Regions from separate parts of the Homo sapiens genome. Here all the other regions are linked to region 1. Evidence: chromatin contacts called from ENCODE Hi-C or POLR2A ChIA-PET data. All regions are on one chromosome and are shown on one strand. The core of a region is the stretch at or near the end of the contact, and the rest is flanking DNA. Distances in the headings are between cores, read along the strand shown.

What was found. Hi-C counts contacts between places; a loop is a spot of excess contacts on that map. ChIA-PET counts read pairs that join two places held with the same protein, here RNA polymerase II (POLR2A). Pooled maps may share reads with other maps.
Region 2: a loop to region 1 is called in a map with no recorded cell type, with 5 times the contacts of the local background. The contact joins the enhancer-like site here to the promoter of CAPN2 in region 1. A Hi-C loop is called at or near these places in 1 of 168 maps with a recorded cell type or tissue (mammary epithelial cell), 3 of 37 single-sample maps with no recorded cell type and 9 of 50 pooled maps. POLR2A ChIA-PET finds 5 or more read pairs at or near these places in 2 of 52 experiments (AG04450 and OCI-LY7).
Region 3: a loop to region 1 is called in a pooled map, with 2.8 times the contacts of the local background. The contact joins the enhancer-like site here to the promoter of CAPN2 in region 1. A Hi-C loop is called at or near these places in 7 of 50 pooled maps. POLR2A ChIA-PET finds 5 or more read pairs at or near these places in 2 of 52 experiments (A549 and HEK293).

Annotation. Positions count from the first base shown.
Region 1 is chr1:223,711,030-223,714,532 of GRCh38, reverse strand. It overlaps CAPN2 (calpain 2), which reads right to left and starts at 1,994. Exons shown (of 21, transcript NM_001748.5): 1 at 1,656-1,994. The coding sequence starts at 1,892. RefSeq lists silencers at 1,528-1,647, 1,858-2,247 and enhancers at 1,357-2,308, 2,348-2,397.
Region 2 is chr1:224,496,772-224,500,274 of GRCh38, reverse strand. It overlaps a transcript of CNIH3 not described here. Among named protein-coding and RNA genes, the nearest start is that of WDR26, 64 kb to the right of the region's middle. RefSeq lists enhancers at 1-33, 1,409-1,940, 2,016-2,215, 1,941-2,470. Within about 2 kb of position 1,959, at least 30 of the 41 ENCODE cell types and tissues checked have a DNase peak (open chromatin) inside an H3K27ac peak, as active enhancers do; they include mammary epithelial cell, where a contact is called at or near this core.
Region 3 is chr1:224,378,434-224,381,936 of GRCh38, reverse strand. It overlaps CNIH4 (cornichon family member 4), which reads right to left. Exons shown (of 5, transcript NM_014184.4): 5 at 2,485-3,503. Among named protein-coding and RNA genes, the nearest start is that of MIR4742, 18 kb to the left of the region's middle. Within about 2 kb of position 1,741, at least 5 of the 41 ENCODE cell types and tissues checked have a DNase peak (open chromatin) inside an H3K27ac peak, as active enhancers do.

The sequences.
Region 1 (3,503 bases), core at 745-3,244:
TGCTGGGATTACAGGTGTGAGGCACTGAGTCAGGTCAGCGTATCACTTTCACAACCATAATTTCATTTGAGGCACATTACAATCCTGCATCCATATTCTACAAACAGTCACTTCTTTTGTGTTCACTGGTGTATCTCCTGAGCTCTCAGGACAGTGCCTGGCATGTAACAGGTGCTCAATCAGTGTTGTCAAATGAGTGAGTAAATGAATGAATGAATGAATGAATGAATACTGTGAAAGGCATGGTTATGTGTCAGGCACTGGGGATATACTGGTAAATAATATACACATGATTCCTGCAGTTCAGTAGGAAGAACAAATACATGTGATTATATTCTAAACTGTGACAATGCTATGAAGGAAATGAGTGGGGTGACAGAGAAAAACAAGGTGGGGAGGTGGCTGCTAAGAAGGGTCAGAAAAGACCTCTTTAGGAAGGGAACATGTGACTAAGTTGGGAAGAATGAGAGTGAGCCACACTCCAGGTAACAGCGTGCCTTGCTGGTGAGAAGGCCTCATGCAGGAAAGAACCGGCTCTTTGAGAGACTGAAAGGAGGCCATGACGGCAGGGCCTAGTGGGCCACAAAAGAGAGAAAATATTTAGGCAGCATGTTTTCTTTTAGATGAAGACATGGAGGCACAGAGAGGTTAAATGGCTCGTTCAAGGTCACCAGCAGGTTAGCAAGAAGAAGAACCCAAGTGCTCTGAGTCTGGGCTAGGGCGCTTCCTGCAGCCCTTGCTACCTATGGGCTGGATTTAGGGTAACAGAAGGTGACCTGGGAGGCTGCTGGGTGTGGAAGCAGAGCTGGAAGCCTTGTTCTCACAACAGGAATCTAGAAGTTGGACTTCAGGGCAGGCTTTCCTAGGCGTGGTAGGGGAAGCCTGGGGAAGTGTCCCAAAGGAGGAGGAGCCTCAGGGGTTCCCCAAGAAACAGAATGGACAAGTAGATTGGGGAGCACAAGTTGTCCCAGGGCCGGGAGGTCAGAGACCCTGGGGGACGGGATAAGGGGGTCTGGAGGGCTCCCGGAGGTTTCCCGGGTGATTCCCGCCAGGGAAACCATGAGACACCTCCGTGTCCTGGGTTAATTACCAGTGTCAATGTTATGAGGAGGTATCGCTGGCTCCCCTTTGGAAAAATAAATCTAACCCCAGGGCTGCAGGAGACTATCCTTAGTCACAAAATGACCAGGCTATGGCCTGTCCCCCTCCATGAACAGACAGAACCCCAGTTGGAGACGGACTTTGTCTGGTAGATGCTGCCTCTCACCGTCCCTTCCCTGCAGACCCGATTCCCCTTCCCTTCCAGCTCCCCGCTAGAGTCCAATCAAAGTTTCACCCCGGCCTCCTGCATCACCCTGAGTTTTTGTGAAGTCCTAAAGTGGCCTGCTAGTGGGATCTGAGGGCAGTGATTCGCCTCGACCCGCCCAGGAAAGCGTGGTGGGTGGAAGAGAGGGAAGGCCCCGGGAGTCCCCCCACGCTCGAACAGAGTCCCGGGCTCTGGCGGCGCGGAGGTGTCGCAGGACTGCGAGGTCCTGGCTTGCGGCTTCCCCACTGCAGCACCCGGGCTGCCCCCCGCCCCAGCGCGCCGCGGGCCGGCCTGCACCCCGCCCTGCCCGGCACCCCGCCCTGCCCGCGTCCTGCCGCGCGCTTCCTACCGTGGGGCGCTTCCACTCGATGCCCCGGGTTTTGCTGGAGTAGGGCCCCAACTCCTTGAAGCCCAGGGCCGAGGGGATGGCCGGGAAGGACGGGTCCTGGAAGAGCGTCCCGGCCTCCAGGCACTCGTTCCGCAGCGCCTCGTAGTCCTGGTTGAGGTACTTGATGGCCCTGTCGTGGGAGCCCAGCCCCTCGGCCGCCTCCCGGTCCTTCGCCAGCTTGGCCGCGATGCCCGCCATGCTGCGGTCCCGGCGGCCGTACTGCGCAGAGAAAGGTCGGGGCGACTCCGCGCTGCGCTCGGCTGGGGCGCGGCCAGGGCCCGGCGCGCTGCTGCGGCCACTGCGGGCGCCGCCGCTGCGAGCGATGATTCACCGGAGGGAAGCGGCCCGGCCCGCGGGGTGTGGCCTCAGCCGCTCCCGGCCTGCTGGGCTCCCGGCCCGGGACCAGGCCATCCTGCGGCCTGCCGAGCGCCGGGAACGCCGCGACCCGGGGCCGGTGCTGCCATCTGCGGACAGCTCCCGGGATGGCGCGGCCCGGCGCCGGGGAGGCTCGCGAATCGCGGTCCAGAGTTGGGGCTCCCACCGGAACCCGAGGCCACCTTTGCAGCCCATAGGGAAGAAGGCTAGGATAGTTGTGGCCGTCCGGAAAACACCCGGGGAGTTAGCAGAGGGTCAGGTAGTGAAGTCGAGGAAACTAAACCAGCTGCCCTGAACTTTGTGCCAAACAGCGTCTTAACGGCTCTGCATACATCATCTCATTTAATCCTCCCAGCGACTCTGAAGAAGGCGCTGATATTGTCCCCATTTTACAGATGAGAAAACTGAGCCTCGGAGACGCTAAATGACGTCCCCAATGTGGCACAACAGTCACAGGCAGAACAGGGACTCTAAGCCACCGGAGGCCTATTGCAATCACAATGCTGCAATTACTACTGCTCAGCTGTTTATTTGATTATAGATAGGGTTGTCAGATTTGGCCAATAAGGCTGGGTGCGGTAGTTCACACCTGTAATCCCAACACTTTGGGAGGCCGGAGGCAGGCGGATCACCTGGGGTCAGGAGTTCGAGACCAGCCTGGTCAACATGGTGAAATTCCGTCTCTACTAAAAATACGTCGTGGCAGGCACCTGTGATCTCAGTTACTCGGGAGGCTGAGACAGGAGAAACGCTTGAACCCAGGAGGGAGAAGTTGCAGTGAGACGAGATCGCGCCACTGCGCTCCAGCCTGGGTGACAAAGCGAAACTCCATATCAAAAATAAAATAAAATAAAATGATTTGGCCAATAAAACAACAACCCTCCCAAATGTTTAATTTGAATTTCAGATAAACAACAGATACTTTTAAAGTATATGTAGGGCCCAAATATTGCATGGGCATACATACTTATTCTAAAAGAAAATATGATTCATTGTTTACCTGAAACTCATATTTAACTGGCAGGATTAGTTGGGTTACTATAGGGAGAGAGCATTTAGAATACTGCCTGTGTTGGCTACTGTGACCACTCTGTTGTGGAGCTAGGGTGTGATTCTCATCTCACACACAGAGACATGGGTGCGTGCCAAGAAATGCAGATGGGCAGAAATTACCTCCTCTTCTTCTCTACAGTAGTAGGGAAGAATTTGGGTTTCACTGGAAAACTGTGCATGGTCTACAGCAGTGGTTCTCAACTGGGGGCAGTTTTGTCCCCTACCCACCCCAGGAGACATTTGGGAATGTCTGGAGATAGTTTTTATGGTCACAGCTAGGAGATGAGGTGCTACTGGCCTTTACTAAGTAGAAGCCAGGGATGCCGCTGAACATCTTCCAATGTCCAAGATAGCTCTTGTGAACCCAGAAAATCTGAAACA
Region 2 (3,503 bases), core at 710-3,209, 790 kb before region 1:
TTGGGAGGCTGAGGTGGGAGGATGACTTGAGACCAGGAGTTCAAGAGACCAGTCTGAGCAACATAAGGAGACACTATCTCTATAAAAAAAAAAAATTGTTTTAATTAGTCAGGCTTGATGGTGCAGGCCTGTAGTCCCAGCTACTAAGGAGGCTGAGGTGGGAGGATCACTTGAGCCCAGGAGGTCAAGGCTACAGTGAGCCATGATTGTGCCACTACACTTCAGCCTAGGAGACACAGTAAGATCCTGTCTCAAAAAGAAAAAAGAAAAAAGAAAGAAAGGAATTAGATCCTTGGGGAATTGTTGAGCCTTACCCAAAGCCCCACTCTGACACTAGATTTCTTTTTCTTTTCTTTTTTCTTTTTTTTTTTTTGGTAGAGATAGGATGTCGCTATGTTGCCCAGGCTGGTCTTGAACTCCTGGCCTCAAGCGATCCTCCTGCCTCAGCCTCCCAAAGTGCTGGGATTACAGGTGTGAGCCACAGTGCCCAGTCAGCTGACTCTAGACTTCTTTTGTCCCAGAAGCAAATAACGGCGTGTATTGTATAAGGCAGTTGAGCTATGCTTTTCAGTTTCTTGATGTTCAAAAAATGACCCGAAATAGAGAGTTATAAAAAATTGAAACTAGAAAGGTATTAGAGGGTTAAATCATGAAAGGCTTTCCTTGCCCCATTCTAAGGCATTAGACTTTATGCAGGCAGTAGGAAATCCCATTGAAAACTGTTGAGGAGGGAGGTGGCACATCAAATCTGTTTTAGGAAATTGATGGCAGGATGAAAGATAGACTGGAAGGGAGAGGGATTAGAAGCAAACCAACAAAAACAACGATTGATTAGTCATGAGTCTCGGCTGGTAAAGGACATTTTATCAAATATCTCCAGATGTCCACATGGCCTGGAGTGGGGAAGAGTAAGAAAGCAGAGATACCTATGGCAACCTCTCTTCTTATCAGAACCAATGGCCTGCCCTTCACCCTTAAGAGCTTAGTGTATACAGCAGAGAGTCCAAATCCTAATACTGTATTACAATACCTCAGAAGGCTACCCAGTTGTCATAGAAGCTTCAAACAACAGGAAATTTTTAATTTTAAAACAAAGTCCATTTTAATTTAAATTTTTAACTAACATTTTTAAAAGGCGGGGAGTAGGATACAACCCCAAAACAATAAGCTTTAACGGAGTGTCTTCACTACCAAAAGTTTGTGAATCACTGATCTAAATCATGGCACTCCCAGCACCCCTTCCCGGAGCGGGTGCCAGTCCTGGCATGGGTTCCCAGCCCTCTGGGGAGCTACTGGTGTGCTAAAGCTTTGCAGTGCCTGCGGACAGGAAGAGGCTCCAGAGCTCCCAGAGCTCCCATCCTCAGATCCACAAAAAAATGCGAATCTCTCCTAGAGCAATGTAAGTGTCTTGATTCCTCTTCCTGTCGCCTTTCCCCGCTGCCCTTTCTGCTGCACTGTTGCAGCACTGGGCTGATGACGCCAGGGCAGTGAAGGTTCCTTGCCCCCCGCATCTTCCCCTGTGCTGAAGCAGCGCATGGTAACCTGGCTGCCCGTGTTCTGATGCATTCTCCATTCTTTCCCACAGGCACACTCCCACCTGCATTCCAAACTGACTGTTTCATTTACATAATTCCAATAGCTTTCACTGCCAGCTTCCTGTTTTTGTAAACTCATGTAGAATTTTTTAGTTTCATAAGAAACAAGGGCCCCAGCTCACAATCACCCTCTACCAACATAGTTTATCTGCATCAAAGAAGACAGGGAAGCTTCTGTCCATTGGTTTCCCTTCTTATTTTAGAAATAGAAGCTTAAAAAACACCCCAGTGGTTTCCAATCCAGAGAGTTGCATATAAGCTTTTGACTTTACTGGTTACTGGCTTCCTGTTAACTGAAAGAAGTTTCAAGCTGAGTCAGAGAAGAGAACCGGGCCCAGCAGTGATTCATTAGTGTTGCTAATGACACCCCTACCGCCACCACCATCACTGCTGCTTTTGCTGGGGCTGCTGGGGCCTCCATGTTAGCCTAATCCTAAGAGAGCAAGAAACTGAAGCCATTGTCCTGATTTTCTCTTCCAGATGGCATTGCAGTGGCAGCAGTGAGCACAGGCCAAGCAAGACTGGCCTTGAGATGAGGAGGCCAGATGGGCCCTGAATCAGGGTGGTTTCAGGATGCCCAGGAAGGCACTGCTGCTGCAGAATAACTTCCCCCTCTCCCTGCCCTCCCTTTGCACAGTGCCTGAAGATTCTTCCTCCTTCTGAGCTTTTCTGGTCTTCCTGTAAGATACAAATACAGCTTAAAAGGGCTGCTCATACCCTAATATGATTAATGTGATGAGCTCACTTTGGAAAATACTAATCACTTGAGACATGCAGATGGAAGAGATGCTGAATTATAACCCAAAAGACTACCAGGCCAGAAAAGACAGTCAGGAAAGAGATGCAAGTGTCAACTACTTCTCAGTTTTGCCCAGATCCGGGCTTCACTGCAGGGTCATAGTCAGGAGCATCTGACCACCATACAGCCAGCAGTGCAGGAAGTGTTCAGCACTCTTCAGCCATGACTCTAGTTTAGGGATTTCTCTCAGTGCCAAGATCCTCCTGGAGGGCTCCAACAAACAGCAACACATAAAAAAAGTTGCTTTAGAAATGCATCTATAACAACAAAGGGTTCCCAACCCATATTCTTGCAGCTAAGTCTGTCATATGCATTATCTTATCTAATCTTCACAGCAACCTAGGAAACATCACTTCTCCTGATTCTACAGATGAACAGTGAAGATGATGCCACAAGTAAATTTCTGACTTAAAATATCATATTCCATCACAGTATAATTGATTAATTCCTAGACTTTAAAAATCAACATATCATTCACATAACATAAAATCTATCATTTTTTAAAGTAAACATAAAATCTATCATTTGTTAAAGTATACAGTTCAGTGGTTTTTAGTATATTCACTATGTTGTGCAAACATCACCACTAGCTAATTCTAGAACATTTTCATCACCCCAGGAAGAAATCTTGTACCTATTAGCAGTCACTCCCAATTCCTCCCTATGCCTCTCTCCCTGACAACCACTCCTCTACTTTCTGTCTCTATAGATTTGCCTATTTGAACATTTCATATTAATGGAATCATAAAATGTAGTTTTTTTGTGACTGGCTTCTTTCACTGCATGTTTTCAAGAGTCATCCATGTTGTAGCATATAATAGTACTTCATTCCTTTTTATGGCTGCATAATATTCCATTGTATGGATATACCACATTTTGTTTATCCATTCATCCATCAAAGAACACTTGAGTTGCTTCCCCCTTTCAGCTATTGTGAATAACGCTGCTATGAACATTATTGTACAAGTTTTTGTGTGGACATATGTTTTCAATTACCTTGGGAATTCCTAGAGTTTTTATATATCTGAAAACATAGGTAAGTCTAAAAGAAATGAGTATCAGCTATGGTATTGCATTCATTACAAGGTATTTATAATATGCCTGTTTTC
Region 3 (3,503 bases), core at 492-2,991, 670 kb before region 1:
TTGGTGTCTATAGATGGCCACTTACCTTGGAAAAATTGACTGTTAAAACTTGTCAAAGATAGATGAAAAGTTTAAGGCCCCACTTTGATTCTAGTGAACTCCTTAACTGACAGAAGGAAATGACACTTGAAATTCAGGAGACTCCTTCATATTGATTGCTTCGGGGTTTTTTGTTTTTTTGTTTTTTAAGTCTCGCTCTGTCACCCAGGCTGGAGTGCAGTGGTGGATCTCAGCTCACTGCAACCTCTGCCTCCCAGGTTCAAGCGATTATATCACGTCTCAGCCTCCAAGTAGCTGGGACTAGACACGCACCACCATGTCCGGCTAATTTTTGTTTATTTTTTATTTTTATTATTTTTTTGAGATGGAGTCTCACTGTGTTGCCCAGGCTGGAGTGCAGTGGTGCGATCTCGGCTCACTGCAACCTCTGCCTCCCAGGTTCAAACAATTCTCCTGCCTCAGCCTCCCAAGTAGCTGGGATTACAGGCACCCGCCATAACGCCTGGCTAATTTTTGTATTTTTAGTAGAGACGGGGTTTCACCATGTTGGTCAGGCTGGTCTGGAATTCCTAACCCTGTGATCCACCCGCCTCGGCCTCCCAAAGTGCTGGGATTACAGGCGTGAGCCACCGTGCCCCATTTTTGTATTTTTAGTAGAGATGAAGTTTCACCATGTTGGCCAGGGTGGTCTTGAACCCCTGCCCTCAAGTGATCTGCCTGCCTTGGCCTCCTAAAGTGCTGGGATTACAGGCATGAGCCACCGCACCCGGCCTGATTGCTCTAATTGTAAAACAGACTCAAGTTTTGTAGAGGGAAACCTCCACAACAAATTTTAATCTTTTTTCAAGAGACAGGGTCTTGCTCTGTTACCCAGGCTAGAGTACAGAGATGTGATCATAGCTCTCTGTAACCTTGAACTCCTGGGCTCAAGCCATCCCTCCACGTCAGCCTCCCAAGTAGCTAGGACTATATAGGTGCCTATATCGGCTAATTTTTTTTTAAGAGATGGGGTCTCACTATTTTGCCTAGGGGTGTCTCGACCTCCTGGCCTCAAGTGATCCTCCCACCTTGTCTTTCCAAAGTGCTGGGATTACAGGCATGAGCCACTGTGCCTGGCCTAGATACTTAATTCTAAGGAATTGCCAGTTTGTGTGACACTGCTCCTCTAGTCGCATGTGTTTTAAGAACCCTTATCTTACAGAGAAACATACTAAAATATGACAGATGTAACAAGGTCTGGGATTTGCTTCAAAATGGAGGGCAGTGGAGGGCAAAGAAGGTGGTAGGTAATGGATAAAAGAAGAATGACTGTAAGTTTATTTTTTTTCTCTGCTGTTTGAATCAGCAAGTATGACCGTAAGTTGATTATTGTACCTGGTAAAATAGAAAATTACCAACTAACACGGGTAAATCCTATTACTCTGTCCCAGAAAGTTGGCAAATTTATATAAAGCTACCCCAGAGGATTCAACCTGCTCCACAGGTCTCTTTCTGATAGATACCAGTGGCAGTCAAATGTGTTACTTTTAATTAAGCAACACGAGAGGTTCAATTCTCACCCAGTTTGCATCCAACCTGTGAAATAAGATCTAGAAAACAGGAATTAAAGTGTATGTTCAACTAACTCACATTCTAACTAGGTGCTAACGTTTAATGGGAACTGATATAGATGAAACCAAGATTGCTCCATAACGGATGTAGCAAACCAAATATACAGCAGAGGAAGCCACAGGCAAACCACTGAGTTCTCTCTCAGCCTGCTGATTCCGACCACCCACCCACTCACTCTTCTCCACCCAGCTTCAGAGGGAAGCAATTAAAAATAAAAGCAGCCTTTACCCAAGAACTTATTAAAGAGCACCTGAGCTCAGAACCAAGTTAGCTCAGTGAACAGTCCCTTCAGCATGTCCAGACCATTATTGTGATTACTGTAGTGAAGAATGATAACCCGAAAGCTTTGAATGACCTTCAGTCATTAGACTGTATTTAACTGAAGCAAAAAAAAGTTACCTTTTCAAAAATTCCTGAAAAATATGGCTTAGATCCAAAAGGCTTCATTTACCAAGAATATTTCAATCTTTGCTATACTACATAGTAAAATAGTATATTTGGTTTAAAGTACATAAACTCAGGTGACAAAGATCCAGATATTGTAGAATTTCAAACTTACCTTCTCTATCTTGCTGCCCTTTTCCATATATTAGAACAAGTTTATTTAGATTTTGGGGACAACTAATTATACCTAGTATATAATATTTCTCACTACTTGACAAAGTATTACCTGTTAGCAAAGCTGATTTCTCCAGTCTCAAGTGAACCAGTTATAGCCATTTCCTAGCCTAGCATGTCAGAATATTTCATAATGTGACTGTCTTGAAAACAAAGATGGTCAACTTTGATTATGTTGCTCCATTGCTGCTTCTCTGACTTAAAGGCCATCAGTTTGACTTCTTGCTGAAAAAGCAATAGAACACCACAATCAGGTTTACTTATTCACTCAACAATCATTTATTGTTTGTGTGCAAGGCACTGTGTTAGGTGCCAAGAGCAGAAGGAAGAAGATACAAATATGAATGGGCATATTCTGCCCTCCAGGAACATACAATCTAAGAGTGATTAATTGCATACAAATAACTGTAATACCAGATAGAATGTGGTAAGTGCCATGGGAGATACTACTATAGGAAGCTTTCTTAGCTCTTAACTTCAAAGACCAGGTCAGGTTTTGTCCTACTGTAGTCTGTGGCAGGCATGAAAAGGCAGCTGAGGGGACCTGCTAGGCTTTGATGAACTGAGCTGCATCTTGGATTTCGCTTCCTCTTCTTTCTCAGCCGAGGTTACGGTGATTAGCAAGGGCAGTTGCTACCACTGAAAGGATAGAAGGAAAAAGGCAAGGGAAAATGATACGTACTAAGATGCACATAGGAGCACTCGATAGTAGTCTATGGACCGGGCCCTGGGTACTGCCATTATAGAGGGAAGGGGAAGAGGAGTGGTAAGGGAGAGAGAACACTGGACTAAGCCTCAGCATTCAGATGTTCCCAGTTACAACACCCTGAACGATCTCTAGGCCTCAGCATTCAGATGTTCCCAGTTACAACACCCTGAACGATCTCTAGGCCTCAGCATTCAGATGTTCCCAGTTACAACACCCTGAACGATCTCTAGGCCTCAGCATTCAGATGTTCCCAGTTACAACACCCTGAACGATCTCTAGGCCTCAGCATTCAGATGTTCCCAGTTACAACACCCTGAACGATCTCTAGGCCTCAGCATTCAGATGTTCCCAGTTACAACACCCTGAACGATCTCTAGGCCTCAGCATTCAGATGTTCCCAGTTACAACACCCTGAACGATCTCTAGGCCTCAGCATTCAGATGTTCCCAGTTACAACACCCTGAACGATCTCTAGGCCTCAGTTTATCTTTGGGATGAGGGAGTTAGACAAAATGATCTCTAAGGTCCTCTACAACTCTCCAATCAATGAAAAGGGGAGAACATT